Regions from separate parts of the Homo sapiens genome. Here region 2 is linked to region 1. Evidence: chromatin loops called from intact Hi-C (ENCODE). Cell type or tissue: OCI-LY7. All regions are shown on one strand. Links, peaks and the distances in the headings refer to the core of each region. The heading gives the core; the rest is flanking DNA. Region 1 holds the start of LOC105370832 (a long non-coding RNA gene). Region 2 holds the start of TEX9 (testis expressed 9).

The links. Peaks named below come from ENCODE experiments on the same cell type or tissue, not always from the same donor. Only the 100,000 strongest peaks of a DNase experiment are listed, where the experiment ranks them.
Region 2: a loop joins it to region 1, with 2.6 times the contacts of the local background. A loop is called at or near these places in 1 of 110 quality-filtered maps.

What each region holds. Positions count from the first base shown.
Region 1 is chr15:56,601,376-56,617,124 of GRCh38, forward strand. It overlaps LOC105370832 (a long non-coding RNA gene), which reads right to left and starts at 4,221. Exons shown (of 4, transcript XR_007064652.1): 1 at 4,001-4,221. In OCI-LY7, for the core only: no CTCF peak of the experiment used is centred there; DNase peaks (open chromatin) are centred at 6,396, 6,936, 7,236, 7,846 and 1 weaker place; H3K4me3 peaks cover 4,026 bases; H3K27ac peaks cover 5,000 bases.
Region 2 is chr15:56,363,716-56,379,464 of GRCh38, forward strand. It overlaps TEX9 (testis expressed 9), which reads left to right and starts at 1,711. Exons shown (of 12, transcript NM_001395496.1): 1 at 1,711-1,762; 2 at 1,864-1,955; 3 at 9,726-9,789. The coding sequence starts at 1,736. RefSeq lists enhancers at 1,175-1,354, 1,365-1,414, 1,955-2,004, 7,337-7,476. In OCI-LY7, for the core only: CTCF peaks have their summits at 7,277 and 7,504; DNase peaks (open chromatin) are centred at 5,576 and 8,226; H3K4me3 peaks cover 4,416 bases; H3K27ac peaks cover 4,418 bases.

The DNA of each region.
Region 1 (15,749 bases), core at 4,925-9,924:
AATTGAGTACAAATTTTTGTTATAGTTGTCTACTAGTGAGAAGAACTGAACTTTTTTTTTTAATGGCAGGGATAATATTTTTGCTAAATTGGGATTCATAGTTAGTGTTCCCTATCATAAAAATCATTTGCAACTGTTTATATGTTAATGCTAATTTGTGATGAGCTTTTATGTATTTCATCATTAAAAATATCTTTTTATACACAGTAACTACTATAAAATACTAATATTGAGCCACTCATGTGACTTTTATTGAACATACTCATCATTTGGAAGGCATTTACAGAATCTCATTTTAGCATGTCATTACATTGCAGGTTAATCACTTTCTAGTTAAACGGTTAGGTGGAAGCTCCTCAATTTCACCGTTAAATTAATTTCAAAATATGGAAATTCCCTTTGCACTTGCATCAAAGTCCCAAAAACTCTACTGGAAAGGCAGTTTGAGCTTGGAAAATATATCTACTGCAAATGGTATAGTATTGAAGATCTTGTTTCTTGTTTCAATTTTTGCTAGCATGGGAAGTATATAAAGCTACTTGTCATTTTTTATGATTTAAAAATTAATTGTCAAAATGACTTTAATTCAGTATAAGTTTCACATCCTAAGCATTGTTTTGCTTTGTAATTTTGGGTTGAATTTATTAAACAACTATCAAGTTTGCTGCAAAAGGTAATTTCTAAAGCCATTCAGTGTTTGATATACTGGTTGAGGTGGTTCTTATTGTTCAGAAAAATTGCAATCTCAGCCCTGAGCTCAAAAATCACAGTAAAACTTTACCACTGCTAAGCCATAAAACTACTGTTTGATGGGGAAAATCTAAGTATTCAACTTATACTTCAGACAAAAATTCTTGGAAGTAATGAAGTCCACAAGAGCAAATGAAGTTCATTGTTGTTCTACCGGTTCAATATCACATGATAGATTCAAATATTTTCCTCAAAATACCTACGGATGAGTAATACAATGAAAAACCAAGGCTTTAATCAACTTACACTTTCACAACCTTTATAAATTTGTCAACCAAAGCCTTTGCCTGCTCCAGATGTTTTTACCACCATCCATTATAACACATCTTAGTAGATTCCACTTCAGATTTTACTGAATTAATGTTTTCCCAACTTCTGTGAAAATAAATCTCACCTGTAGTTTCTCTATATAAAGAGTCTAATACTTATTTCACCTCAAATTTGGCATTGTCTTTAGGAATAAACAAATGATCAGCAGCAATATGATCTGTGGACTCATCCAGTCAAGGAAAACAACTTGAAATCATTTGCCCTTATTCTTTAGTTTGTTACTGATGTTTCTTCTCTTCAAGTAACTGTTCTCACCATAAGCCTAATAGTCATAAATAATTTTCTCTAGACACATTTTTTTCTCTCTTGCAATCAAACAATCTAATTAACCTACCAGTGGTAAATGGCTTTCTTCATGTGACTAACAAACGAGCCACTTGGAAACTCACTTTGGTTACAGTCTCCTTCACTGTTTCTTTGTAAATAAGTTATGTTATAATAAAATATTGTTTTAAATTTTTTAATTTTTCTGACCATTGTATTCCTGAGAGTTGGGAATATCATGATAAGTGTTTAGTCCAGCAAGCAGATGTATACTACATTCTTATAGCACAACTCTAATGTTATTCCATGATAAATACAACACTTTGCCATCTAATTTGACAGCAAAATAATCCACACTTCACTGCGTCTTTAAAACATGACATTTAGAGTCTACTATTCCCTTCCTTTGTTTTGACATGATTGGTAAGACTAGTAACAAAAAAAAATATTGTGGTATGGTGGTACACTTGGAATTCTATCCCGTTATACCTACATTACTGTGACTTATAGTGCACTCAGCAGCAGTGTGAATTAATAAGAGTGACACATATGATTTCTGTTGCAACTACTCAACTCTACCATTGTAGTGTAAAAGCAGCCATAGGCAATATGTGAGCAAATGAGCATAGTTGTATGCTAATACATTTGCATTCATCACTGAAATTTAAATTTTATGTAATTTTCAGGTGTCATAAGATATACTGTTTTTTCTGAACCATTAAAAAATGTAAAAACTCCTCTTAGCTTGCAGGCTGTACAAAAACAGGCAGCATATAGATTTGGTCCATGGGCCACAGTTTCCCAGCTCCTAAAAATGCTAATCGTCCAGAATAGTATTTATCAAAATTTGTTTTGAGGAGCTCTACTCTTGAGAAATCTTTCTCAAAAATAAAAAGTCAAATAACCTTATAGGAAGCCATATACTATACATCCCACTTGTAGATTCATGCTGAGAAATTCTGAAATACAGAAACTCACCTATTGTTGCCTAATCCAGATGTAATGATATTTATTTATTTTCCAGGTAATTCTTATTTACACAGAATTTCTGTTTGCATGCCTTAGAACCAAGGTGTGGTACATACTTCAAGAAGAGTTGATATGGTCCAGTAATACTTACTTGACACATTAGTGAAGTGAAGTAACAAAGTTCTGAGAATAAAAAAGTTTTTATTTTTCTAGAAAAGCACTGCCCATAAATTGGCTTTAATAATAATAACCAAAACCAAGTTTTAAACCCATGCTGCTTCATCTTCCTCATCCTGAAAACACTTTTGGCATTTAGGATAAGATAGTGTGTTTAACTACTACAGGAGTTTAATTGTTGGTTGAATCCAGCAATAAATTCATATCTTTTTATTTATTGATGTTGTAATCTGGAAGTAGGTTTAGAAGCCTTGTGTTTAGTCTGAAAATAATGTTTTAGTGGTAAAGGTTCCCACCATCTATCCTAGGAAAGGACTGATTGTTTTCTGCTAGTGGCATCAGGTAGCCTCGAGAATTAGGTTTTAAATTTATCCTAATGTATCAATAATAACTTGGCATCAGTAACCATGCTTCTGAAAGCCACAACATTCATCATCAAGCTGCTACTTTCAGCCTATCCTATTGCCTTTCTCAAGTTAAGTTATTCAATCGGCCCTTCATTGAATGCCTATTATGTGTTAGGATGTTCTAGGTCAATAGCTGTCCTAGTTTTAACCCTTAAAGGCTTAAAATTGGGAAGCCTGGATCCTAACCACAGCAATTCCTCTTTCTAGACTATAGCAAGAGCACTGGGTTTATTTTTATATAGCTTCACTCTTTCTTACACGCAAAAATTAAAACCAGGGTCTTGAAGAGATATTTGTACACTCAAGTTCACAGCAGCATCATTCACAATAGCTAAAATATGGAAACAACCCAAGTGTCCATCAACAGATGAATGGATATACAAAACGGAGTATTATTCAGCTTTGAAAAGGAAGTACATTCTGACATATACTACAACATGAATAAACCTTGAGGACATTATGCTAAGTGAAATAAGCCAGTCACAAAAAAGACAAATACTACATTATTCCACTTTTATGAGGTATTAGAATAGTCAAAATTAAACAGGTAGAAAATAGAATTGTGATTGCCAGGGGATAGGGAAAGTGGGCAATGTACAGTAATTACTTAACGGGTATAGAGTCTCACTTTTACTAGATGCAAGAATTCTGGAGATGAACTGTCACAAGAATAGACATATAGATAAATGGAATAGAACTGAGAATCCAGAAATAAACCTATAGGTATGGCAGATTTTTTTCATTTTTTGTTGCTATATATATGTAAGATAAAATTTACTCTTAACCATTTTCAGTGTACAATTCAGTGGTATTAAGTACATTCATATGTCTATTCTTGTGCCAGCACCACACTGTTTTGATTACTGTAGCTTTATAGTAAGTTTTGAAATCAAGAAGTGTTTGCCCTCCAACTTTGTTATTCTGTTTTGGCTATTTGGGGCCCCTTACAATTCTATAAAGGTTTGAATATTGGCTTTTCCATTCCTGAGAAAAGAAAGGCTATTGGAGTTTTGACAGGGATAGCATTGAATCTGTAGACTGCTTTGGGTATTGCCATCTTAACAATAGTAAGTCTTCTAATCCATGGACTCGGTATGTCTTACCATTTAATTCGTTCCTCTTTAACTTCTGCCAGCAATTTTTTGTAGTTTTCAGTGTCCAGGTCTTTCACCTCTTGGTTAAATTTATTCCCAGGTATTTTATTCTCAGATCTATTGTAAGTAGATTGTTTGTTGTATTAGTCTCTTTTCACGTTGCTATAAAGAACTACCTGAGAATAGGTAATTTACAAAGAAAAGAGGTTTAATTGACCACAGTTTCACAGGCTGTACAGAAGCTTGGCTAGGGAGGCCTCAGGAAACTTACAATGGTGGTGGAAGGTGAAGGGGAAGGACGAACATCCTACATGCCTGGAACAGGAAGAAGAGCACAAGCAGATGGAGGTGCTACACACTTTTAAACAATCAGATCTTGTGAGAACTCTATCATGAGACAGCACTGCGGGAATGATGCTAAACCATTAGAAACCATCCCCATGATCCAAACACCTCCCACCAGGCCCCACCTCCAACATTTGGCATTACAATTCAACATGAGATTTGGGTGGGCACACAGAGCCAAACCATATCAATTATTTTCTTGGTTTCCTTTTTGGGTTATTCATTGGTGGTATACAGAAACTCAAATGATTTTTGCACGTTGATCTTGTATCTTACAAATTACGGAATTTATTAGCTCTAGTAGCTTTCTTGTGGATTATTTGGGATTTTCTACATATAAGATCATATCATCTGTGAATAGTTTTACTTTTTCCTTTTTAATCTGGATGCCATTTTATCTTTCATCTATCTATCTATCTATCTATCTATCTATCTATCTATCTATCTATCCATCCATCCATCTATCTGTTTTGGCTAAAACTTCCAATACAATGTCAAATAGCTGTGGTGAAAGCAGGCATGTTTGTCTTGTTCCTGATCTTGGGGAAAAGGATTTTAGTCTTGCACCACTGAGTATGATTTCTGCTACGAGTTTTTCATAATTGCCCTTTCTCATGTTGAGGAAGTTCCCTCTCATTCCTAGTTTTCTTGGAGTGCAGTGGCACGTTCTTGGCTCACTGCAAGCTCTGCCTCCCGGGTTTACACCATTCTCCTGCCTCAGCCTGCAGAGTAGCTGGGACTACAGGTGCCTGCCACCACGCCTGGCTAATTTTTTGTATTTTTAGTAGAGAAGGGGTTTCACCGTGTTAGCCAGGATGGTCTCAATCTCCTGAACACGTGATCTGCCCGCCTCAGCCTCCCAAAGTGAGTTTTCTAAGTTTTTATCATGAAAAAGTGTTGGATTTTGTCAAGTATTTTTTCTGCATCAACTGAGATGATCATGTGGCGTTTTTACATTCCATTAATATGGTATATTACACTTATTTTCTCATGTCAAAACACCCTTGGATTCCTGGGATAAATCCTATTTGGTCATGGTATATAATCTTTTAATATGTTGTTGGATTTGGCTCGCTAATATTTTGTTGAGAATTTTTACATCTATATTACTTAGGGATATTGCTCTGTGACTTCCTTTTCTTGTGAGGTCTTTATCTGATTTTGGTATCAGGGTAACGCTGGCATCAAAAACAAGTTAGTAAGTGTTCTCTTCTACTTTTTGGAAAATTGAGGATTGGTGCTAATTCTTCTTTAAATGTTTGGTATAATTCACTGATGAAGCCATCTGACCCTGGACTTACCTTCATTGGGAAGTTTTTGGTTAATGTTTCACTCTCTTTACTTGTTATACCTCTATTCAGATTTTCTATTTCTTCTTGAGTCGGTTTTGGTAATTTGTTGCTAGAAATGTGTCCATGCCATCAAGGTTATCTTTTTTTGGGCATACAATTGTTTAGAGTATTCTCTTATAATCCTTTTTACTTCTGAAAGGTCAATAGTTGTGTCCCCACTTTCATTTCTGATTTAGGTATTTGTGTCTTCTTATAATACTTGATTAGTAAGTTATTTTTCTTAAACTAGCCAGAGCAACTATTTTTCTTAAGCTAGCCAGAGCAGCTTTTCTGCATCCTAAAAATAAGAAGCCAGAGTATCATAGAAGGCATTCTTGACTTGCTCTTGGTTTGGTGGAATTATAAAGTTTGCTTCTACCTGAAATTTCTCTACTTAGATTCAATTTCTATGGACAGTTTTAAACAACATGTTGGCCTGGCAGTGAGAGTGCTTACATGTCAAATTTGTTAGGTTTTGTTTATTTGTTTTATGCATAGTCTCCCTTACTATTGATGTTAATTATAAAATTATTTTAAGAGTTGCAGTTCCGGGTAAGGTGGAGTAAGCACACTCCACTTTGACTCTCCCACTGAATGCGGCTACAAAACCTGGACAGAATGCATATAACAATGTGGAAGGACTGTGAATACAAGATAATAGTATGAAGACTAAAGAACAACGAAATTTGAAGTGGAGTAGACCTAACTGGTAGTGAATAGACCCTTTTCACCCCCCTTTAGTATTTCTCAGTGTGGATTTAAGGCAATCTATAATGTGGAGATAGGTATTGGTATAGCTAGAGAAAGCTTCCAGAGAAGCCTTCTACTCAGGATCAAAGAAGAAGATAGAGATCTCCCGATAGCTACAGGAGCACCAAAATTCTGAGAGGGAGAGGGTTACTTTCCAGAGGTGCTATAGTCTCAAGAGAGTGAGGTGAACACCATTTCTTTTTAAATTCTAACTTCCCTCCACTTATCCCTGGATATGAGTGCAGACATGAAAAATGTAGGGCAGGATGGGGGGTAAATAAAGCCACAGTATTACAGATGGAAGATCAAAAAAGAGGCTTAAGGGACTGGAAGTTACTGGGGAAAATACCTAAAGGGAGGATCTTTGGAAAATTACCAGATAATGTTGTTTATGAATTTCTGGTATCACTTCTGAGGGATGCATGTGTGGTTCTGATCATAAACCAACATACCAAAGACTGAACTAAACTAAGAGATAAACCACATGCCAGGTTTCAGAATGGCCACTGAGCAGCATACATGTGTGACAAATTTGAATAAAACTGAAGGCTTTGAAAATGAAACTGACATTGAAACCACAACCCACAGAAGCTGGTTGGAATTTGCAGCCAGAACCCAATAAGGTCAATTGCCTACTAAAACAAATATATCAACATTCTCCATAGGATTTAAATAAACCCAGAGTCCCTTAACATTATATTTGAAATTTCCAGGATACATTCCAAAACTACTTAGTATATGAAGAACTAGGCGAATCTGAGCTCACATGAGAAAAAGATGATCAACACACACCAATGCTGATTTGACACAGGTGTTAGAATTATCTGACCAAAATGCTAAAGCAGCTATTATTAGTATAAAGGTGCTCCAGGAAGTAAGGACATACACTCTTAAAATGAATAAAAAGATATAAAGTCTCAGCAAAGAAACTGAAGACATAAAGAACCAAATGATAATTTGGGAACTGAAAAAAATATGTAATCACTAAATTTTTTTAAAAAAATCTCACTAGATAGTCTTAATAGCAGAATGGAGATGACAAAAAAATGAGTCAGTGAATTCGAAGATAGGTTAATAGAAATTACCTGATCCGAAAATAAAGAAAATATTTCTTAAAAAAGTAAAGAACCTAAGGAGCCTGTGGGACAGTACCAAAGGTCTAATGTTTGTGTTATCAGAGACTGACAAAGAGGAGAAAGGAATAATGTCTAATATCATTTCACATCCACTAGAATGGCTACTCCCAGAATTCCTGAAATTAACATGTGTTGGCAAGGATGTGGGAATTGGAACCTGTGGATTCATAATTAGGGAAAAGGAGTCAGGCTGGCTGGACACCAAGGCAAAGCAAAAAGAGAAAGCAGATAAGCTTCAAGTCTGCCTTTCTTCATGGTCCACTACACATTGCCCTCCTGGGTCCAACTATCATCAGACACCTGCAAGTTAGCTCACTGCAACCTTAGCATTATCAGTATTGCCTGTAGCACTCTTCAGCATAAGAAGCATTCTTGTTCTTATTTCCTTGTTTCCTTGCAGTCAGCTACTCTTCTGCTGATTCCACCTATAGCTCCCTGGCAACGTACTTTTATACTTTCTTTAACCAATCTGCCTTTCTTTACCTACAACTATCTTGGTAAATTCTTTTACCTCTGTGCCACCAGCCCAGACAGTCATCGCGCACCCAAGACGGAACCCTTGTAAATTGCTGGTGGGAAGTTAAAATGGTGCAGCCACTATGGGAAGTTTGGCAGCTCCTCAAAATGTTAAATATAGAATTACCATATGACTCAATAATTCCACTGCTCAATATATACCCCAAAGAATGGAAAACTGGGGCTCAAACAGATACTTGTACACAAATATTCCTGGCACCATTATTCCCAATAGCCAACAGGTGGAAACAACTAAAGTGTCCATCAAAAGATGGACAAACAGAATGCACAAAATTTGATATATATGTACGATGGAATATCACTCAACCACAAAAAAAGAATGAATTCTGATACATGCTACAACATGAAGTTGAAAAACTTATGCTAAGTGAAATAATTCAGACGTGAAGACAAACACATATTTTATAAGGTATCTAGAATACACAAAGTCATAAAGACAGAAAGGATTAATAGAATTGAAATTACTAGGTACTAGGGGCAGGGGGAATGGGGAGTTATCGCTCAATGGGTAGAGAGTTTCTGTTTGGGATGATGAAAAATTTCTCAAAATAGTGGTGATGGTTGCATAAAACATTGTTTATATACTAAATGCCACTGAATTATACACTAGAAATGTCAAAGTGGTAAATTTTATTTTCTGTATATTTTACCACAATAAAAAGGGGGAGGATAAATAACAGCAAAAAACTCCTCCCATATTTTGCAGAAGATATAAACTTACAGATTCAAGAAGTTCAGTGAATCTCAAACAGGAAAAATCCCAAACAAATCCACAACCAAACACTGTGAGAATTGATTATATGAATTGGAGTTATCATGCCCAATTAAATTAGAGTCAGGAGACCAGGGGAAGAAAAGAAAAGAAAAGCACTCAGGGCACAAGTGCCTGCCCAGGGACTGTCTCCTAAGCCAACTGCCAAAATGATCTGCTACAACCTTAAGACTATTTTTACCTAGTAGCTGCTAAGATGAACTGCCATGACTTTAAGCCTAGTTTTACCTACCCATCATTACTCACCAATCAGAGCTTATGAGCTCCCAAAAACTTTCCTAATGCCAATGAGTTTTCTTACAAAACAATACATAACATTTCTCTAATAAAACCCCCAACCTTTTCTCTGCTCTTTGAAGATACCAAAGACCACCCTGGTCTGTGTACATGCCCTGAATGGTAATTCCGTTTTTCCAAATAAAACATTTTCTTTAGAGTTTCATCTCTATCATTTTATTTGACTTTGATAACACCATAATCAAATTGCTGAAAACTAAAGACAAAGAAAAAATTTGAAGGTAGCCAAAGAAAAACAATGCCTTATCATAGAAAAGAACATTGATTCACATGACTACTGATTTATCACCAGAAACCAGAGAGACTCAGATGAAATGGCACATTTTTTAAAGTGCAGAAACAAACAAAGAAAAAAATCTGTCCACCTAAAATTCTATAGACTATTAAAATTATTTAAGAATTAAGATGAAATAGACATCATTAGAAAAAGGAAAACTAAGATCATTTGTTGTCATCAGATCTGCTCTAAAATAATTATAAAGAAATGTCTTCAGCCAAAAGGAAATAGTACCTGAAGGAAACTTGGTATATTATGCATAAAGGATGAGCAACGAAAATGGTGGCTACCTAAGTAACTATAACAGACTATTCTCCTCTTGAGTTCTTTAAAATATATTTGATGGCTGAAAGCAAAACTCGTAACATTATCTAATGGGCTTTTAATGAATATAAATGTAATATGTATGACAACTATAATGTAAAGCATGGAGGATAAAAGAACATACGTGGGTGAGGTTTCTACATTCCAGTTGAAGTAAAATATTGATTCCAAGTAAAAAGTGAATATGCAAATTGTGCAGCTACTCTGGAAAGCAGCTTGCTGGTTTCTTGTAAGTTAAACATACACTTACCATTTGACCCAGCAATCCTACTCCTGGGTATTTACAACAGAAATTAAGACATATGGTCACACAAAAATATGTACATGAATGTTTATACCAACTCTATTCATAATCAAACAGGAAACAACCATATGTCCTTTAATGGTGAATGAATAAACATATTATTTATAGAATGGATTACTACTCAGTAATAAAAAGGAATGAACTATTGATACATGCAACAACTTGTACAAATCTCATAGACCTTATGCTGAATCAAAGTCTCAAAGTGTTACATAATGTATCAGTCTGTCAGAGGTGTTCGAACCAGGGTGACTCCGTCTTGAGTGAGGGCTGGGAAACTGAGGCTGGGACTTGCTGGGCTGCATTCCTAGAAACTAATGTATTCCTAGCCTCTAGATGTTTACGGTTAAGGGAACAGATGGATAATGTTTACTAAACAGATCCAGACTTGGGAGTGTCCTGATATCCTGCTATCTTGAGAAGAGAAGCATTCCTAGTTTTGCTTTAATGGTAATATCGATTATTGTAAAATACAGTAATTAAGAAAATTAATCCTTTATCACAAACCCTTGTAGCAGAGCACATCTCCCAATGATTTTTTTTATCCTATATATATAGACAAGTATCGTACCTAGGGTGGACGTGTTCCTCCTCTTACTTTCGGGAATGCCCTACTCTGTCTATGGAGTAGCTGTACTTTAATCACTTTACTTTCTTAATAAACTTGCTTTTGCCTTGCACTGTGGATTCGCCCTGAATTCTTTCTTGAATGAGATCCAAGAACCCTCCCTTGGGGTCTGGATCGGGATGCCTTTCCTGTAACAATTTCATTTATGTGATATTCTCAAAAAGAAAAACTATCAGTGGTTGAAATATAGCAAAAACTGAAGACCTGAAAAAAGAAATGAATTCAGAGTAGAAGATTTTAACTCACCTTATCCAGTAATTGATAGAACAAGTAGTCAAACAAAATCAGTTAGGATATAAAAGTTCTGAATAACAAAATTAAGAAAATTGACCTACCAGATATATGTAGAATATTGTACCCAACAACTGCAGAATATATATTTGTTTCAAGTGCATATAAAACATTTACCAAAACTGGCCATATACTCAGCCCTAAAGACAATCTTAATATATGTCAAAGGCTAAAATTATGGAAAGCATATTCTCTGATTTACCACTACACACCCATTAGAATGGACAAAATTAAAGAGACTGACCATACCAAGTGTTAGTGACAATTTGGAAACAACTGCAACTCTCATACAATGCTGCTGAGAATATAACAAAAAGCCCCTTCGGAAAACAGTTTAGCAGTTTCCTAAAGAATTAAAAGCATACTTACCATGCCACCCAGTCATCCTATTCCTATTTACCAAAGGTAAATCGGAGCTTATGTCCATACACAGACTTGCATGCGATGTTCAAAGCAACTTATAATAGCTAAAAACCAGAAACAGTTTGTATTTGTTTTCTGTGCTGCATGACAAATTCCTACAAATTTAGTGGCTTAAAATAGGTATTTCATTTAAATTTATTTTTGAATAGATAATTGGGTAACAGTTCAAAATGTGGTGCACTGGCCGGGCGCCGTGGCTCACGCCTGTAATCCCAACATTTTGGGAGGCCGAGGTGGGCGGATCACCTGAGGTCAGGAGTTCGAGAGAGAGCAGCCTTGGCAACACAGTAAAACCCCATCTCTACTAAAAATACAAAAATTAGCTGGGCATGGTGGCAGGCTTCTGTTATCCTAGCTACTCGGGAGGCTGAGGCAGCAAAATCGTTTGAACCCGGGAGGCGGAGGTTGCAGTGAGCCAAGATCACACCGCTGTACTCCAGCCTGGACAACAGAGCAAGACTCCGTCTCAAAAAACAACAAACAAACAAACAAAAAATACATTGCCCTTTAGCTATATTGGGTAGCAGGAAGGAAACTGAGAAATGAAAAACGTCTATTAAGTCTTTCTTTATATATATGTATGCATCACTTAACTGGTTGTGATTGGTACATATCTAATCCTAGTCAAAAGCCCAGGCTTTTGAGAGTCAGACTACCTATTTGGTTACACGTAACTAATTTCTTATTCACTGTGTATCTCAACTTTCTTATTTATAAACTAAGATACTAACAGTTTCTACTTCATAAGGCTTTTGGGAAGATTACAGCAAATAATCAACGTAAAGTACTTTTAGCTTGGTGCCTGCCATATAGCAAACGGTTAGTAAATGTTAGCTATACAAAATATTCACCTTAAACTCATTTTTAGAAAATAAGAATAATTCAAAAGGAACTAAGCATCCAAATGAAGCAGCTAGAAAAAGGACAACAAAATAAACTGAGAAAAATGTGTGAAGAGGACAATTTAGGTCAAGAGTGCTGTAAATTCAACACTGAACTCTCCCCCTTCTCTACAAATGTGAATTATAGATTCAATTAACAAGAAAAAGACAGTTTCATGCATGCCCAGATACAAAATAAGCATTTATTTGGGTCAGAAACAGAAGGCGGCAACCTAGTAAGGTGGGGCTAAAGCGGCAGCCCTGCCGATGTCTAGGTCCAGGAAGCAGCTAGGGGCCACTGGGAGTTTTTACTCCTTTGATGTAACGAAAGCACTATGTATGTGGCATGGAACCATGGTACAGCTGGGGTCTCTGTGTGAAAACAGCTGTGATCACTGCCTGAGGTTACTGCTTCTGTAAACCTGTATAACTTCATGGTTGGGGGTGGCATAAGAGAAAACTGCACAGAAATCTGAGCAAAGCTACATACTGCTTCAGATGCTGAGCCAGCTGCCACTTTGAGACTGGAGTTTCTAGCCACTGAGGCATAATTTTGGAGTAGAGTCCTAGACAACTAGAGGGGAGAAACCACAGAACTACTAGACAGGGAAGAGGGAGCACAGAAAGAGGCAAAGGAAAAAAAATACCACTTAAAATGAATCTGCAGATGAAAACGCCAAACCACCCAATAAAAATTATTAAGGAGAGACAAGAAAAAAATTCACTGAAAATAACCAAAAATATTTTAAAGTTTTCTTAAATAGGTCTTTAATCTGGAAAGAGAGAGAAAAAAACACTCTGGAGAAAAACTAATTGAAGGCAGAACCCAGAGAGATGACTTCTTCCTTGAGACGTTTGCTGAGCTGGATGAACCTGAGCATGGGTTTTCACAGCCTTGTCAACAGAAGATGGAAAATACAGTTTATATCTACGAGTAGAACTTCACACAATGCTGAAATCACAAGGATCTACCCTTTAGTATAAGGGTGAATTAGAAATACTTACACATTTCCCCAACTGAGGCAGGAGAATAGGGTCTGGAGGCAGGGAACTGAAGGCCATTTCGTGCTGAATCAAGGAAAAACACCAAGATTTGGGGGCACGGAATCTGAGGTCAATTTATGCTAACTTTCTAAAAGAGAAAACACCTGGGTCTGGAGGCAGGGAATCTAAGGCCAATTCAGGCCAACTTCCTAAAGCTAAACCAAAAGGTAAAATTCCATCTCCCTACAACCACCTGAGTAGCAAAGGATCAAAGGCTGCTGTCCCTGCCACCCTCCCCTTCCACCATGTCTCAGATGGAAAGGGAGAGTGCCTTGGATTGGCCTTGGGGCCAAGCAGGGACCATCCCTTCATCTGCACAGGGCACCCATTCACCTCAGCCTTTAGCCACAAACCAAATCCTTCATCCAGATAAGGGGTAACAGTAGGAACCTCAACAGGAGTACTTAAAACCTGGAAAACTTTGTAACGGGGCCCATCGGCCGCTTGTTTGAGCCCACTCCCACACTGTGGAGTGCTTTCTCTAATAAATTCCTGCTTTTGATACTTAATTCCTGTGTTTCATTCTTTTGTTACTTTGTGGGTTTTGTCTAATTCTTTGTTCAAAACGCCAAAAACCTGGACAACTTACACTCAAGGCCCTCCTTCTGCTGACACAACCATTAGGACTAAGAAAAATTATCTGTCTCCAATTTCAGCACGCTGGAGATAGGAAGGATTTCTCCTGATAATCTGTATTCACAATGTGGTCTTCAAGCAGGTTTGCAGCCTAATTTTATATCAGTTTTGTAGTCTCCAAAACCTCCAATAATAACTGTAAAGTAGTAGTGGACTAATAGTGCCTCCAGATCTTCAGATGATTGACACAATCTAATCCTCTTTGGAGGAAACTTTCTTTATTCCAGGCCTCTAAGAATTACCATGTGAGGACAATTAAGACATTAGGACACAATACAAATCACCAAACATTAAGGAAATAAGACCCCACAGGTTAGAACAAACAGAAACCACAGCAGAATCAGACGTGAGAAAAGTTTAGACACTGGAATATTCAGACATAAAATAATTTTGCTTAATATGCTTTAATAAATAAAAGACAAGCTTGAAAATGAGTAAATTACAAGTAGAGTTTAAGAAAAAAAAGAGAATGTCTGCAGTGTAAAATGTAATAACTGAAAATTTTAAAATTTTATGGATACAGTTAACAGCAGATTCAATATAAAGAGAGCATATTAAAACAATTAAGTTATGCAGAATATATCCCAGAGTGAATAAGAAAAAAAACGTTAAGAGTCATAGGGGATACAGTCAAAAAGTCTAACATGAACTTAATCAGTTTTAAAAAGAATGGAGCAGAAGCAATATTTGAATAGATAGTGGGAATGTTCCAAAAAGTCACTATTTCACAGATCCAAAAGCTTTAATAAGTCAAACAGAATAATAAACAGAAATCTATACCTAAACACGTCATTATGCATCTACAGAATACAGAAGACCAAAAGATCTTAAATGTAGCCTGAGAGAAAGAAGCACAATTAGATGGACAGCTATCTTCTTAGTAATCGATATAGAAGTGAGAAGAAAATAAATGGTATTTCAATATGCTGAAAGAAAATTACTGTTCAATGCACAGTTCTATATTCAGAAAATTTCTTTCCATGATGAGGACTTAAAGACATTTTCAAACAAGCAAAGGCTGAAAATCTGCAATCTGAAAACTCCCACTAAAAAACATTATAAAGGATGTACTTCAGGTAGGAGAGTCAACTTAGATAGAAGAAATGAAATTTAAGAGGTGGGGAACAAGAAAATGGTAAATATTATGGTAAATCTGAGAGAACCTGACTGTGATATGCTAATTTTCCTCATGGGAAATTCTTTAGGTCCTGGAATGAAGGCAGGTTCCTCTAAAGAGAATTAGTTCTGTCAAGCATTTGGGGGCACTCTTCATCAAGTAGTTAAAACAAAACAAAGGATTACAGCACAATTGTAGGACAGTTGTAGGGGCTCAACAAACATTTACTGAATGAATGAATGAGTAAATAGATGGATATCACAATTAACTCTACGTGTTCCTAGCAAAGGCTAAAAACTGGCTGCTTGCCAGCCATTTCTGGTTTGCAAACAATTTGTTTGGCCAACAATATATTGACCAAGACAAAGGCAAAACAAAACAGGAGATTTTATACCAAGTACTGGGCTTACATTTCTGGTTGTCAATAGTGGACTGAAACTGACTCACCGCTGCCACCTTAGAAGGGACGTCTACTCCTCCATGGAAGATTGGAATTGAAGTGTTTATACCTCCTTGTTTGGGATGAAGTTAAAAATAATTAACTTTAGACATTAATAAGTTAAGGATACATGGTATAATTTTCTGAAGAGGCAAGCTGAGGCTATTACAAGTTTTTACTTCTCTTATTTAACAGGGGAGAAAACACCCCACATGTGACAAGGAGT
Region 2 (15,749 bases), core at 5,339-10,338, 240 kb before region 1:
AGTGCAGTGGTGTGACCATGGCTCTTTGCAGCCTTGATCTCCCTGGCTCAAGTGATCCTCCCACCTCAGTCTCCTAGTAGTTGGGACTACAGGCATGTACCACTGGACCCAGCTAATTTTTATTTATCTATTTCCTTTTTTTTTTTTTGTAGAGATGGAGTCTTGCTGTGTTGCCTTGGCTGGTCTGGAACTCCTGGGCTCAAGTGATCCTCCTGACTTAGCCTCCAAAGTGCTCATATTACAGGCATGAGCCACTGCACCTACCTATTTTTGAATTTTAATACTTCTTTATATAGTCCAGACACAAGTTATTTATCAGATATATAATTTGCAAGAATTTCCCCTCTTCCTGTGGTCTTGTTACTTTATTTATGGTATCTTTTGAAACTAAAGGTTTTTAGTTTTGATAATGTCTAGTTTATCTATTTTTTTTTCCTTTTTTTTGTTTTTTTCTTGAGATGGAATTTCGCTCTTGTTGACCAGGTTGGAGCGCAATGGTGCAATCTCAGCTCACCGCAACCTCTGCCTCCCAGGTTCAAGCGATTCTCCTGCTTCAGCCTCCCCAGTAGCTGGGATTACAGGCATGAGCCACCACACCCGGCTAATTTTTTTTTTTTAGGAGTGGCGGGGTTTCTCCATATTGGTCAGGCTGGTCTTGAACTCCCAACCTCAGGTGATCCACCCGCCTTGGCCTCCCAAAGTGCTTGGATTACAGGCATGAGCCTCTGTGCCCAGCCTCTTTTTTCTTTTCTTTTTTTTTTTTTTTGCTACTGCTTTTGGTGTCATATCTAAGAATCCATCAAGGATTCTCAGAATTGTAATTCAAGGTCATAAAGATTTACACCAACAGTTTCTTTGAAGAGCTTTAGAGTTTTAGCTCCTAAGTTTAGGTCTTTGATACATTTTAATTTTTGTATATGGTGTGAAGTTAAGGGTCTAATTGCATTTGGATATCCAGTTGTCTCCCCATCTGTTGAAGACAATTATTTTCCCATTGAATGGTCTTGCACCCTTTCTAAAGATCAGATGACCATACATCATATCACGGTTTATTTTTGGATGTCAATTTTATTCCAAAACAATTGAAATTGTTAACCGCTTACGTGTTTCAGGCATGATCCTAAGCACGAATTCATTTGCTTCTCATAATAACTGTGAAGTGGGCACTATTCTCACTTCCATTTGACAAATGAAGTGGCCGATATACAGAGTGATTTGCCCAAGGCCATATAACTGGTAAGTGGCAGTGCCAGGATAATAATTTAGGTTGACTAACTTGAGAGCCTGAGTCTTAGCCATGCATGCTGTAAACAAAAATTAGAAATCAAAACTTCTGAATTCCACTGAAGAGCTCACTTTAAGCAAACGGGGTGAAGGTCGGATTAGCCACTAACGGTTTGAAAAGCACAACAGGGAGGGATTGCCTCACCAGCTTGCTTTCTATAGAGTAGCGGCAAAGGACCTGCCTGTTTTGGCTGAAACTCTTTCAACCCCCACAAGTTGAGAATTTGCACTAACTAAGTCGAATTTGCAGTTAGGAAGCCTTCCTGGGTTCCTGGGACAGCGCCGAGTGCTGCGAGCAAAGGCCGAGCCCGCTGCCAGAGGCTCGCGCCGCTCGCAGCACAGAACCTGAGAGTGGGAAGGCGTAGGCGCCCGGGCGGGAGGCAACCGGGATGTGGAAACTCTCGCGGGAAGATGCGTCGTTGCCTCGGTAACCGCGTCGCAGTCGCCGAAGATGGCGGGGCGAAGTCTGTGTCTCACGGTCAGTTCAACTCCAGGCTCCTGGGGAGCGTCTGGGTTCCGGCGACTAGGACGCCTAACTTCCTTTAACTTCGGGTCTGAAAGTCTGTGGCTCTTTTACAGAGAAGCAGCGTTCCAGGGACTCCGTTCCCGCCACCCGTTCAGCAACCCTCTACACCTGGACCCGACCTCCTCGCCTTGGAGGAAGAATATAAGTAAGAAATTCGGCGGTTGAACTTTTCCTTCTTTCTTTCATCTGAATGAGGCTGCTTACAAGTACTTTTTTCTGGAGACTGGCTGGATCTTCGGGACCACTCACTCTGCAGCATTCCCTTCTCGTCATCTCGTTCACCTGCCGTTTATCCTTTCTTTGTCTTTGATCTGAGTAGTTCGCCTGCGTATTAGAAGATATTTGAAGTGGGCGAAAATTTAGCCCAAGTAAGCATGTTGTTTAATTTAAAACGTAGCCCAAGTAAACAGCAAGATACTGTTGGAAGTTATTTGGGTAGCAGGAATTGCCACGAATAGTTAGTTCACTTGATAGTTTAGGTTATTTCGCTTAATATCAAGTTCATAGAGTTTACCTTGTGTAAATTTCCTTTAGGTTGGTTTCTAAATTGAAAGGATGCTTCCCACTGCAATCAGAATTACCATTCTCGTTCAAATATTCCTTTTCTTATCTGTTCTCAGTGTAATTACAACTATCCTGACAACGGTGCTTTCATTCTTGGCCCATTCTACTCCTCATCCCCAAGTTTTCACACAGCAGCCAGTGTAATCTTTTAATTTGATCTACCATGCCTTTGCTTAAAATTCTACAGTAGTTTCCTGTTGCATTTCAAAAGCTCTGATCGATGTGGCTCCTCCTGCCTCCTCTATTTGATCTTATTCCCTCTTCCCCTTTTCCCCCTAAAACTCTCCAGCTTCACTGGCCTTTTAGTTCCAAAAACTCTTCCAGGTTTTCTTTCTATCTCAGGAAAGAGACAGTCACACACGCCTTCAACCTGTAATGTGAGTGGCCTTCCTTGACCATGCTAAGTAGGCTCCCTTGTTGGTCTTTTTCATTGTCTCAGTGATTTTTCTTTCTAATTAGCATAATTTGTTACAATAAATTCATTTGTGAATTTCCTTTTTGTCTGTCTCCACTGGACTGTAAGTTCCAAGGGCAGAGGCGATGTCTGTTTTATTTGCCATCATACATACCCTTATAAAAAAGTGCCTTTTAACAACTCCCTTCCGTTTTAATATAAAATAACTAGATTAAAATTTGGAAATAGTTGGCAGTTTGTATCAGAGGGTTAAACTAGAGTTATCGTATGATCTACATATGATCTATAAGCATATTTGAAATTAAAACTGAAAGGTACTGTGTTTAGGTGAACTATACACAGACCAATTTACCACAGCAAGTAGGAAGATAATCATATCTTCTTCTCTCTGATGAAATGGGCCGATTATCCCAGTTCAAAAGTGTACTTAAGCAAATTAATCTGTTTTCTATATATAGTTCTTTATCAGCTATGCCTCAATCAAAACGGTTATTTTCATTATCATTAACCATATAGTATTAAATACCTGGATTAGGTTTATTTGTTCAGTTATTTGAGAGTGTATTTTGCACCTGGTTCTGGTGCATCCTTAGGGATACAGTCCTGCTTAAAATGAGAAATATACAGGGACTATTATTGTATTCTAGCACGAGTTACTTTATAAAACGAGATAGCTAAACAGTATTATATGGTGGCCAGTTGTTACTTGTTCTGTTATCTGTACTCTGAGTTGTGCACATCTGAAGCATATGAACAGAGTAACTCCCTACACTACCTGAATCTTCTAGAATACTTCTGTGTCATGTAGAAGAGTAAAATGTCTGGCCATCCCTGTAAGCAAGAATATGAAATTATAACAGTATGGTATCTGTTTTGCCACCTGTTGTCTTGGCATTGATCATTAGAATGCTACTTCCCAGGGACCTCAATCCAAAACCTTTTGCAGTTCTGCTTCTGTTGGAGGAAATAATCACTGTCCGAAAGGATAGACTAAGGAAGATGCTAATCGCTCAAGTGGATAGATTTTTCAAGCTTCATTCCTGTATTATAATACCAGATAGCTAAACAATAAGATAACATAATAACTGGTAGGGCAAGCCCCCTCATAAATCGCAATTACATTGGATTTACAGATTAATTTGTAGAGAACTGACTTATTTATGCTATTGAATTTTCCACGAATATGATACTTCTCCATTTATGGGTTTTTACCTTTAATAGTGTTTTATCATTTTACTACATAAAATTCTTGCGTATATAATTTGCTTCAAGGTACTGAATAGTTGCTATATAATAAGTGGAATTTTTTCTATTTTCTAATTGGTTATAAATGTAGAATTTTTAGATGTTGATGCTACATCTGCGTTTATATACACACAGATCTTCAGTCCTGCTGAACTCTCTTATTCATTCTGTGAATTCCCTTGGATTTTTGATGAAGACAATTATATGCAAATTTTGATCATTTTGTCCCTTGATAATTCTCCTACATTCTCTCTTTTTCTCTGTTTAGGACTTCCCGTGTGATATGGAATAGAAAAAGTGATGGTGAGCTTCCTTGTTTATGATTTTGAGAAGCCCACTTTTAATAATCACTACATTTGAGGTTTGCTCTAGGGTTTTGGTAGATTCTTTTTATTATGTTTAAAATTCTTCCCCTTAATTCCTAATTTGAATGAGTGTTAAATGTATCAAAACTTATTTTTTCCCTAATTAATTCAGCTGTTGGTATGTTCTTTTTCCCTCCTTTAATGTTTTAACATACTGAACTACAAAGGCAGGTTTCTTGTTTTCCTTTAAAGACTGCTAGATTTGATTGCTATAATTTTATGTAGGTTTTTTGCATCTATGAACAAAAGTGAAATGGGTGTTGTAGTTTTTCTCTACTTCTTTTCCTTTCTGTTTTTGATATCAGTATCATTCTGTCTGTATGAAAGAAGCCGAATAGTTTTCCTTTTTTGATTCTTTTCTTGGAAGCTTTTTATAATTAGAGATTTTCTGCCCTTTGATTAAAATTGTGAAACTGTCTGAGTCTAGTGTTCTTTTATTCAAGGGGATTCTTTTTGTCTATGCATTTAGCTTCTTTAATGATTAGATGTACTATTTCTAGAATAGTTTTTGGTTATTTCTAAAATAATTTTTTGTTCTAGAAAAGTGTTCATATCATGTATGTTTTAAAATACATTAGCATAAACTGAGTCTATGGTGGTATGTTTGAAATCTTGACTGTATCCATAACCATGTACACCCCTCCTTTTGGTAGCTTTCCAATATTGTTTATTTTTGTCTTTTTCTTTTTCTATCAAGCTTCCTGGGAGATTTATCTGTTTTATTGGTCTTTTCAGAGAACCAGCTTTGGTTTTCTTGCTAATCTGTGCTATTTTAAAATTTCATTAATCTTTACAGAAATAAAGACAAATGATCTCTTCTAACTGGGGTGGATTAATTTTTTGTTTTTTAGTTTATTTACCTCATTTATTGTTTTTCTTATTTCTTAATAAATATATTTAGTCTTTAAATTTCTCTCCAACTGTAGGTTAACTATATTCCAGGACTTGTTTTGATGTATATTTCTTTTATGGTTATTTAGTTCTAAATATTATACGATTTTCATAGTAATTATTTAGAAGTGTGTTTTTTAGTTTGCAAGCACATAGGGTTGTTTGTTTACTGTTGTCTAGTTTTTATTTTTCTGAGTATGTATGTGACAAGGTCTTGCTCTGATGTCCAGGCTGGAGTGCAGTGGTGTGATTATGGCTCATTGCAGCTTCCACCTCCTGGGCTCAAGAGTTCTCCCACCCCAGCCTCCCGAGGAGCTGGGACTACAGGCGCATGGCACCATGCCATGCTAATTTTTTTTTTTTTTTGAGACAGGGTCTCACCCTGTTGCCCAGACTGGAGTGCAATGGTGTGATCTCAGCCCACTGCAACCTTCATCTCCCAGGCTCCTGAGTAGCTGGGACTACAGGCATGTGCTAACATGCCTGGCTAATTTTTGTATTATATTTTTTGTAGTGATGGGGTTTCGTCATGTTGCCCAGGCTGGTCTTTAACTCCTGGTCTCAAATGATCCACCTTCCTCGGCTTCCCAAAGTGCTGGTATTACAGGCCCAGCCTAGTTTATTTTAAATTGCATTATGATTAGAGAATTGATGTGATATTAAGTTTTTAAATGTATTGAGACTTATTTGTGGCCAAGTGCTTGTTCACTTTTTGTAAAAGTTCTATGCGTTCTTTGATAGAAAATGTATTTATTATTTGTTGGCTAATCTGTTTTATATTTGTTCTTCATGACATCGGTATCCTCACCTTTTTTCTTGTTGCAGCTTTATTGGTTTCTGTTAGAAGTGTATTAAAAATCATCAATTATAATTATAGTTTAAAAAAATTCCTTATAATGTGGCCATTTTTGTTTGGGAATATCTTGTTTGACTTATTTAAATCTTCTTGATTCATTATTATGCAGTGTCTATCTTTCTTCATCCCTTTATGTTCAAACTTTGTATGTCATTTATCAGTAAGAGCATTCTTTTTATAACCAGTCTGATAATTTCTGCCTATTAATAAGTGAATTTAATATATTTACATTATTACATAACTTGAAGTTGTCTTAGCCACCTTATTTTTTATATTTTCTATTATGTCTTGTCTTTGGTTCTTGTCTGTCTTCTGCTGGATTGAATGGGTTTTCATTATGTCTTTATTTTTAGTGATGTGGAAAGACGTTAGAATGCTTTAACTTGGTGTCCTCTGTCTTTTAAATTAGATAATATTTTACTTTGTTGTTTTGAATACACCCACACCCAGTTAATCATCAATTTTTTTATAGTCTGTACTAATTTAGATTTATCATGTTTTCAGATATCTTCATAATTCTTTTTTTCCAGATTCAATTTCCTCCTTCCTGAAGTGTAGACCCTTTATTACTTTTTGTGAAAACCTGAGTCTTAAACTCTCCAGTCTTTTTGAAAATTGTTACTTTGCATTTATTCTTCAATTACAGTTTATCTGAATGTAATTCTAGATGGCCAGCTTTTCCTTCTCAGCCCATTAAAGATATCCTTATATTGTCTGTTGGTAATATAAGGATAGAAATGTTAGAATGTCAGAAATGTTAATGAGCCATCTGCTGTCAGCTTTTTAGATAATTATGCTGGTAGACTATTTTTCTCTGTTGTTTTGAAATAATGATTTGGTAGTTTAGGGAGTACTCTCTTTAAAATTCTGTATTTTCACTGTGATGTATACACAGGTGGATTTGTTTTCTTTATTCTTCATGAGATCCATGTCTTCAGTTTGGGAAATTCTCAGCATTAGCTCTTGAAATACTGTCATTCTCTCCTCTTGGGATTTCTTTTTTTCTCTTTTGGAGACAGAGCCTTGCTCTGTTGCCCAGGCTGGAGTGGCAGTGGCACGATCTTGGCTCACTGCAACCTCCGCCTCCCAGGTTCAAGCGATTCTCATTCCTCAGCCTCCCCAGTAGCTGAGATTACAGGCATGCAGCACCACACCTGGCTAATTTTTGTATTTTTAGTAGAGCCGGGGTTTCGCTATGTTGGCCAGGCTGGTCTCCTGGCCTCAAGTGATCCTCCCTCCACCTCCCACTGTGCTGGGATTACAGATGTGAGCCACTGCACCCAGGCCTCTCTGGGATTTCTTTTATAACTTCTGTTAAGTAGGAACATAACATCTGTCTTCAATGGATGTTAACCTGTCTTTTGTGTTTTTATCCCCTTGTTTTCTGTATCTCCTTGTAGGTGATTTATTTATATCTGTCTTCTAATTCACTCATTCCTTCTATGCCCATTATGCTGTTCAACATATCTGTCAAATTTCCTTGAGTTCTTAATTTCAGTGACTGTGTTTTTCATTTATGTAATTTATATTTGGATCTTTTTCAAATTCAGCATTCTTTTATGATAAAATCTGGCTCTTGCCTAATGTTTTTCTAAGTGCATTTTTTTTTTCCAAATTAATGCTAATTTTAAAATCTTTTTTTAATTGTTATATTATCTCTTGTTCTTATAGTATAAATTTTCCCTTTCCTCACATCTGCTGATTCTCTCTTTCAGTGGCTTGTTTCTTTATGCAATTTGTTACCTTTCTGAAGTCATCTTTAGCAGTTTGCTTTTTGAGAGAGTCCTATATATTCTAGATGAGTAAATGTTCCTATAGGGTGGTTTTCAATTTACCTTTACTAGTTTCGAGTTTTGATTGATTCCACGTCAGCTTTCTTCTATTTTAAAGTTTTTCCATGGTGTCCTTGTATCACCTAGATAAGATGAATTTGGACTTCCCTCTTGTTTGTTTTAATTACTCACAAGAGAATCTTTTCTACCTGTGGTTCTAGTTTCATTTCTGCTCACCTAAGGTTGTGGGTAGAATTTTTGTAGTCTGTGTTTCACAGGTGTATCCCTTCATGACTCACATACATCAGCTTCTAGCTTTTAAGCTATTTTGGCTTCTGTTCCTGTTTGTTGCTCTCACTTTGAATTGCTGCTTTATTCTTAGTACCAGGGCATTTCCCTTGCCTGAGTTTGAGCTTAGCAATATTTCCTCCATTACATTTTATCTGGCATTTCCATGGATTTAGAGTAGCATAGTCTTCTCAGTCATCTTGGTCCACTATATTAATTGGAAACTTAATCCTTGTGATTAAGTCCTTGTTAGGGAAATTTGAAAAATCAGGTAATGGCACTTTAAAGGCACCTTTAAGTCTTTCTTAGATATTTTTCTTTTGACCAGGTAATCCTAAGATATAAAAATATTTCTTAAAGCTTCAGACTGTTAAAGGATATGGTACTAATCTCCCCCCCTTTTTTTTTCCCTGGGGGTGGAGATGGTGTTTTGTGTTACTTCTGAATCCCATGTCTAAGAAAAACAAGATATCTAATTTTTAAAATCCTTAACATGTCTCCTTCACAAAACCTCAGAAGATCCTAGGTGGTCTAGAAATGTGACATCTCAACAGGAGAAAAAAGTTATATGCTTTTGAATATATTTATTATGGTGTTAACCTTTAAAAGTGAAAAGGGGACTTAACAATAGGGACAGAGTTCAGTACATTATCTTAATTGCAATTTAATCGTATAGCAGTTTAACATGCTTCTAAAGATTACGTGAAGATAGATATTCCTTTTATATTGCTGTGGGAAAACAGTACAAAATTGTGTGTATGCTATAGATGAAAATTGGAAGGGAATATTAAAAATAAAAATGGATGGTGGTGGTAGGATTATGGGCAGTTTTTCGTTTAAAAACAATTTTTTTCAATAATATTGTCATCCTTGCAGTCTTAATATAGGACCAAGTAAATAGTATTTCTATTCTTGCTAGATTCCAAGTAGAATGAAAAATCATAATTAAAAAAGGAGTGACAGGTAGAGGTCAAAATAGTCACCTTTATTTCCGAGGAAGCTTGATATTAAAGTATGTATCTGAGGTGTGAGCCACGTTGGGTCTGCTCACTAAACCTCACATTTAGCTCCCCAGTTATAGCAATACCCCAAACCAGAGCAGGTCTCCCCCATACCGTGCCCACTTCTGCCCACATTAGAGCAGGGCCTGTCTCTGGAGAAGCAAGGTTAGAATTTGCATTCTTTGCAGGTAGGCTAATAACGAGGAGGTGGTGAGTGGAACAGAGTTGAACTCACCCAGCTTATTCTTCCCAAATATATTAGATAAGTTACGTCACTTGAAATTAATAGAGGGCCACAGAAAGGCTAATACTTAGTGTTTGAGTTCCTACTACAAGGAAGGAGGAATCATGGGGAGTTGAGGATAAGTTCTTAATGGCTGTGTTCATTTTAGAGTAAGAATGCCATATGTATATTTTGGCATTTGTTGATTACGTCACTTGATAACGTGTAATTGCTGAAGTTTATTTTTTATTTTTGTTAAGATCTTCAGTATATCCCAATTATTTTCTGCTTTTAGGCGTTTAAATGCAGAATTGCAGGCAAAAACAGCTGACGTGGTTCAACAAGCTAAGGAAATAATAGTAAGTATATGTACAATTATTAATAATTCTATATAAATGCTAGTTTTTTATCTTTTTCATTTGATATATGACATATATACAAAACACTAGCCAAAGCATGTGTGTTCAGTTCAATGAATTATTACAAATTGAACATGAATATATATGCATAGGTATAGGAATGTATATATGTATATGTTTTTAGTAAGCACACATTTTCTAAAAGCCACTGAAAAAGTACTTTCCATTTAGATTCTCCAGTCATCTAAATTCTCATTATAAATTCTCATTATTAATTGATAGAATAGAGCAACTCTCCTTAGAGGAGTAGTCTACTTTAAAACTTTTATCAGTTCTTAGTTAATTTTGATTCTTACTTTCTATCCTCCCTATGCCCCAAAATGGAGTTGATGGAAGCAGGGAAGGAAACCTAGGCAATATTTTATCTTCATGCCTTATACAAATCCATGATTATTTGTTAGTTTAGGAATAAGAAATGTATCATATATAACATTTCAAGTAATATATTTTGATAATGGTTACAGATTTGTATTTTATAATTTATAATTAGATGTTTTACTAAAAATATTTATAATTAAATTTATACTTATATGTTTTACTAATTTATAATTAAATGTTTTACTACAAATATTTTTATTTCATCTTTTAGTTTTTGCCAGTGTCTGAAAAGCAGGAAAATACTTGTACAAAAGGACCCCACGTTATAGTAGAATGACAGATTCATTACGTTTTCTACTCAGAGAGCCCTGTAAAAAGAATCTCCCCCTGCAAATAAAAAACAGAATAGAAAACTGGGATAAGCTAGGAAAGGGGTTGGGGAATGGATTCCTACCCCTGCAGAAGCAAACAATATAAGGTTTCTCATATTTAATTTTTATTTACTCACTTTCTCTTTTTAAAATTTTTAATGTTTGTGGTTACATAGTAAGTGTTTATGGGGTAAATGAGATATTTTGATACAGGCATGCATTGTGTAATAATCACATCATGGAAAATGGGGTATCCATCCCCTCAAGTATTTATCCTTTGTGTTACAAAAAATCCAATTATACTATTTTAGTTAATTTAAAATGTACAATTAAATGATTTTGACTATAATAAACATGTTGTGCTGTCAAATACTAGGTACTATTCATTCTTTCTGACTATATATTTTTTTACCTATTAACCATCCTTATCTCCCACCCCTGCATCCCCCATTACCCTTCCCAGTCTCTGATAACCATTCTTCAACTCTCTATCTCCATATGTTAAGTTGTTTTGATTTTCAGATCCCACAAATAAGTGAGAGCATGTGAAGTTTGTCTTTTTGTGCCTGGCTTATTTCACTCAATGACTTCCAGTTACATCCATGTTGTTGCAAGTGACAGGGCCTCATTATTTTTTATGGCTGAATAGTACTCCATTGTGTATATGTATCACATTTTATTTATCGATTCATCTGTTAGTGGACACTTTGGTTGCTTCCAGATCTTGGCTATTGTGAACAGTGCTGCAACAAACATGGAAGTGCAGATATCTCTTTGATATATTGATTTCTGGGTCAAATGGTATTTCTAGTTCTAGATCCCTGAGGAATCGCCACACTGACTTCCACAGTGGTTGAACTAGTTTACAGTCCCACCAACAGTGTAAAAGTGTTCCTATTTCTCCACATCCTCTCCAGCAGCTGTTGTTTCCTGACTTTTTAATGATTGCCATTCTAACTGGTGTGAGATGGTATCTCATTGTGGTTTTGATTTGCATTTCTCTGATAGCCAGTGATGGTGAGCATTTTTTCATGTGTTTTTTGGCCGCATAAATGTCTTCTTTTGAGAAGTGTCTGTTCATTTCCTTTGCCCACTTTTTGATGGGGTTGTTTGTTTTTTTCTTGTAAATTTGTTTGAGTTCATTGTAGATTCTGGATATTAGCCCTTTGTCAGATGAGTAGGTTGCGAAAATTTTCTCCCATTTTGTAGGTTGCCTGTTCACTCTGACGGTAGTTTCTTTTGCTGTGCAGAAGCTCTTTAGTTTAATTAGATCCCATTTGTCAATTTTGTCTTTTGTTGCCATTGCTTTTGGTGTTTTAGACATGAAGTCCTTGCCCATGCCTATGTCCTGAATGGTAATGCCTAAGTTTTCTTCTAGGGTTTTTATGGTTTTAGGTGTAACGTTTAAGTCTTTAATCCATCTTGAATTAATTTTTGTATAAGGTGTAAGGAAGGGATCCAGTTTCAGCTTATACCCAAAGGACTATAAATCATGCTGCTATAAAGACACATGCACACATATGTTTATTGCGGCACTATTCACAATAGCAAAGACTTGGAACCAACCCAAATGTCCAACAATGATAGACTGGATTAAGAAAATGTGGCACATATACACCATGGAATACTATGCAGCCATAAAAAATGATGAGTTCATGTCCTTTGTAGGGACATGGATGAAATTGGAAATCATCATTCTCAGTAAACTATCACAAGAACAAAAAACCAATTGCTGCATATTCTCACTCATAGGTGGGAATTGAACGATGAGAACACGTGGACACAGGAAGGGGAACATCACACACTGGGGACTCTTGTGGGGTCGGGGGAGGGGGGAGGGATAGCTTTAGGAGATATACCTAATGCTAAATGACGAGTTAATGGGTGCAGCACACCAGCATGGCACATGTATACATATGTAACTAACCTGCACATTGTGCACATGTACCCTAAAACTTAAAGTATAATAATAATAAAATAAAAAAAAGATATATTGATTTCCCCTCTTTTGGACCTATACGCAGCAGTGGGATTGCTGGATCATATGATAACTTTAGTTTTTTGAGGAACCTCCAAACTGTTTCCTTTGTAGTTGTACTAATTTACATTCCCACCAACAGTGTACTAGGGTTCCCTTTCTCTACATCCTTACCAGCATTTGTTATTGCCTGATTGCCTGTCTTTTGGATATAAGCCATTTTATCAGAGTTGAGATGATATTGTAGTTTTGATTTGCATTTCTTTGATGATCATTGATGTTGAACACCTTTTTTTATGCCTGTTTGCCATGTGTGTGTTTTTCTTGAGAAATGTCTATTCAGATCTTTTGCTCATTTTTAAATTGGATTATTAGATTATTAGATTTTTTTTCCTATAGAGTTGTTTGAGCTCCCTATATTTTCTACCCTTGTCGATGGGTAGTTTGAAAATATTTTCTCCCATTCTGTGGGTTGTCTCTTTACTTTATTGTTTCCTTCACTGTGCAGAAGCTTTTTAACTTTATGTGATCCCATTTGTCCATTTTTGCTTTGGTGACTTTTGCTTGTGGTGTATTACTCAAGAAATCTTTGTCTACTCCAATGTCCTGGAGAGTTTCCCCAATGTTTTCTTATAGTAATTTCATAGTTTTGAGATCTTAGATTTAAGTCTTCAATACATTTTGATTTGATACTTGTATATGGCAAGAGGTAGGGGTCTAGTCTTCTTCTTCTGCATGTGGATATTCCGTTTTCCCAGCACCATTTATTGAAGAGACTGTCTTTTATCCAGTGTATGTTCTTGGCAACCTTGTCAAAAATGAGTTCACTGTAGGTATATGGATTTGTTTCTGGATTTTCTCTATTCTGTTCCATTGGTCTGTGTGTCTGTTTTTATGCCAGTACTCAGATGTTTTGGTTACTATAGCACCATAGTATAATTTGAAGCCAGGTAATGTGATTTCTCAAGTTTTGTTCTTTTTGCTTAGGGTAGCTTTGGCTATTCTGAGTCTGTTGTGGTTCCATATAAATTTTAGGATTGTTTTTTCTATTTCTGTGAAAATGCGATTGGTATTTTGCAAGGGGTTGCCTTGAATCTGTAGATTGCTTTGGGTAGTATGGACATTTTAACAATATTGATTTTTCTAATCCATGAACTGGAATATCTTTCCATTTTTTTGTGTCCTCTTCAATTTCTTGCATTGATGTTTTATAGTTTTTGTTGTAGAGATCTGTTACTGCTTTGGTTATGTTAACTCCTAGGTATTTTATTTGTGGCTACTGTAAATGGGATTACTTTTTTATTTATTTTTTAGATTGTTGACATACAGACACACTACTGATTTTTGTATGTTGATCTTGTATCCTGCAACTTTACTGAGTTTATCATTTCTAATAGTTTTTGGTGGAGTCTTTAGGTTTTTCCAAATATAAGAGCATATCATCTGTAAATGAGGTTAATTTGACTTCTTCCTTCTGATTTGGATGCCCTTTATTTCTTTATCTTGTCTGATTGCTCTAGTTAGGACATTGAGTACTATGTTGAATAACAGTGGTGAAAGTAGGCCAGATCTTAAAGGAAAGACGGTCAGTTTTTCCCATTCGGTATGATACTAGCTGTGGGTCTGTCATATATGGCTTTTATTATATTGAGGTCTGTTCCTTTTATACTCATGTTTTGAAGTGTGTTTACCATGAAGGGATGTTGAACTTTATCAAATGCTTTTCCAGGATCAGTTGAAATGATCATATGGTTTTTGTCCTTCATTCTGTTGATATGATATATCACATTGATTGATTTGTGTATGTTGAACCATCCTTGCATCCCTGGGGTAAATCCCACATGGTCATGACAAATGGTCTTTTTAATATTCAGCAAACTGAATTCTGTTTGCTAGTATTTTTTGAGGATTTTTGCATCAATATTCGTTAGAGATATTGGCATGTAGTTTTCTTTTTTTGATGTGTCTTTGGTTTTGGTTTCAGGGTAATACTAGCCTCATAAAATGAGTTTGGAAGTATTCCCTCCTCCTCCAATTTTTGGAATAGTTTGAGTTGGTTTGGTATTAGTTCTTCTTTAAATGTTCGATAGAATTCGCAGTGCAGCCATCAGGTCCTGGGCTTTTCTTTACTGGGAAAATTTTTTATTGTGGCTTCAGTCTTGTTACTTATTATTGTTCTGTTTAGTTTTGGATTTCTTCATGGTTCAATCTTGGTGGGTTGTATGTATGTGTCTAGGAATTTATCTGTTTCCTCTAGATTTTCCTATTTATTGGCGTATAGTTGCTCATAGTAGCCACTAATGAGCCTTTGAATTTCTGCATTGTCAGTTGTAATGCCTCCTTTTTAATTTCATATTTTATTTATTTGGGTCATCTCCCTTATTTTGTTAGTCTGTTAATTTTGCTCATCTTTAAAAAAAACCAACTTTTTGTTTCATTGATCTTTTCTTTATTTCAAATTCATTTATTTTTGCTCTGATCTTCATTTCTTTTCTTCTACTAATTTTGGTTTGGTTTGTTCTTGCTTTTCTGGTTCTTTAAGATGCATTGCTGGCTGGATGTGGTGGCTGATAGCTGTAATCCCAGCACTTTGGGAGGCCAAGGCACGTGACTCACTTGAACCCAGAAGTTTGAGACCAGCCTGGGCAACATGGTGAAACTCCATCTCTAGGAAAAATACAAATTAGTCAGATGTGGTGGTGCACGCCTGTAGTCCCAACTACTTGAGGGGCTGAGGAGGGAGGATTGTTGAGCCCAGGAAGGTCTAGGCTGTAGTGAGCCATGATCATGCCACTGCACTACAGCCTGGGCAACAGAGTTTCTCTCTATCTCAAAGAAACAAAAAAAAAAAAAGAAAGAAAGAAAAAAAAAGAAAAGAAAGAAAGAAAAAGAAAAGATGCATTGCTAAGTCATTTATTTGAAGTTTTTGTTCTTTTTTGTTGTAGGCACTTACAGCTGCATAAATTTCCCTCTCAGTACTGCTTTCACTGTATCCCATAGATCTTGGTATGTTGTGTTTTCATTATCATTTGTTTCAAGAAATTTCTCAGTTTCCTTCTTAGTTTCTTCATTGACCCATTGGTAATTTAGGTGCATATCATCTAATTTCTATGTCTTTGTATAGTTTCCAAAGTTCTGGTTATTAATTTCTAGTTTTATTCCATGTGATCAGAGAAGATGCTTGATATTATTTCAGTTTTTAAAATATTTTACAACTTGTTTTGTGACCTAAC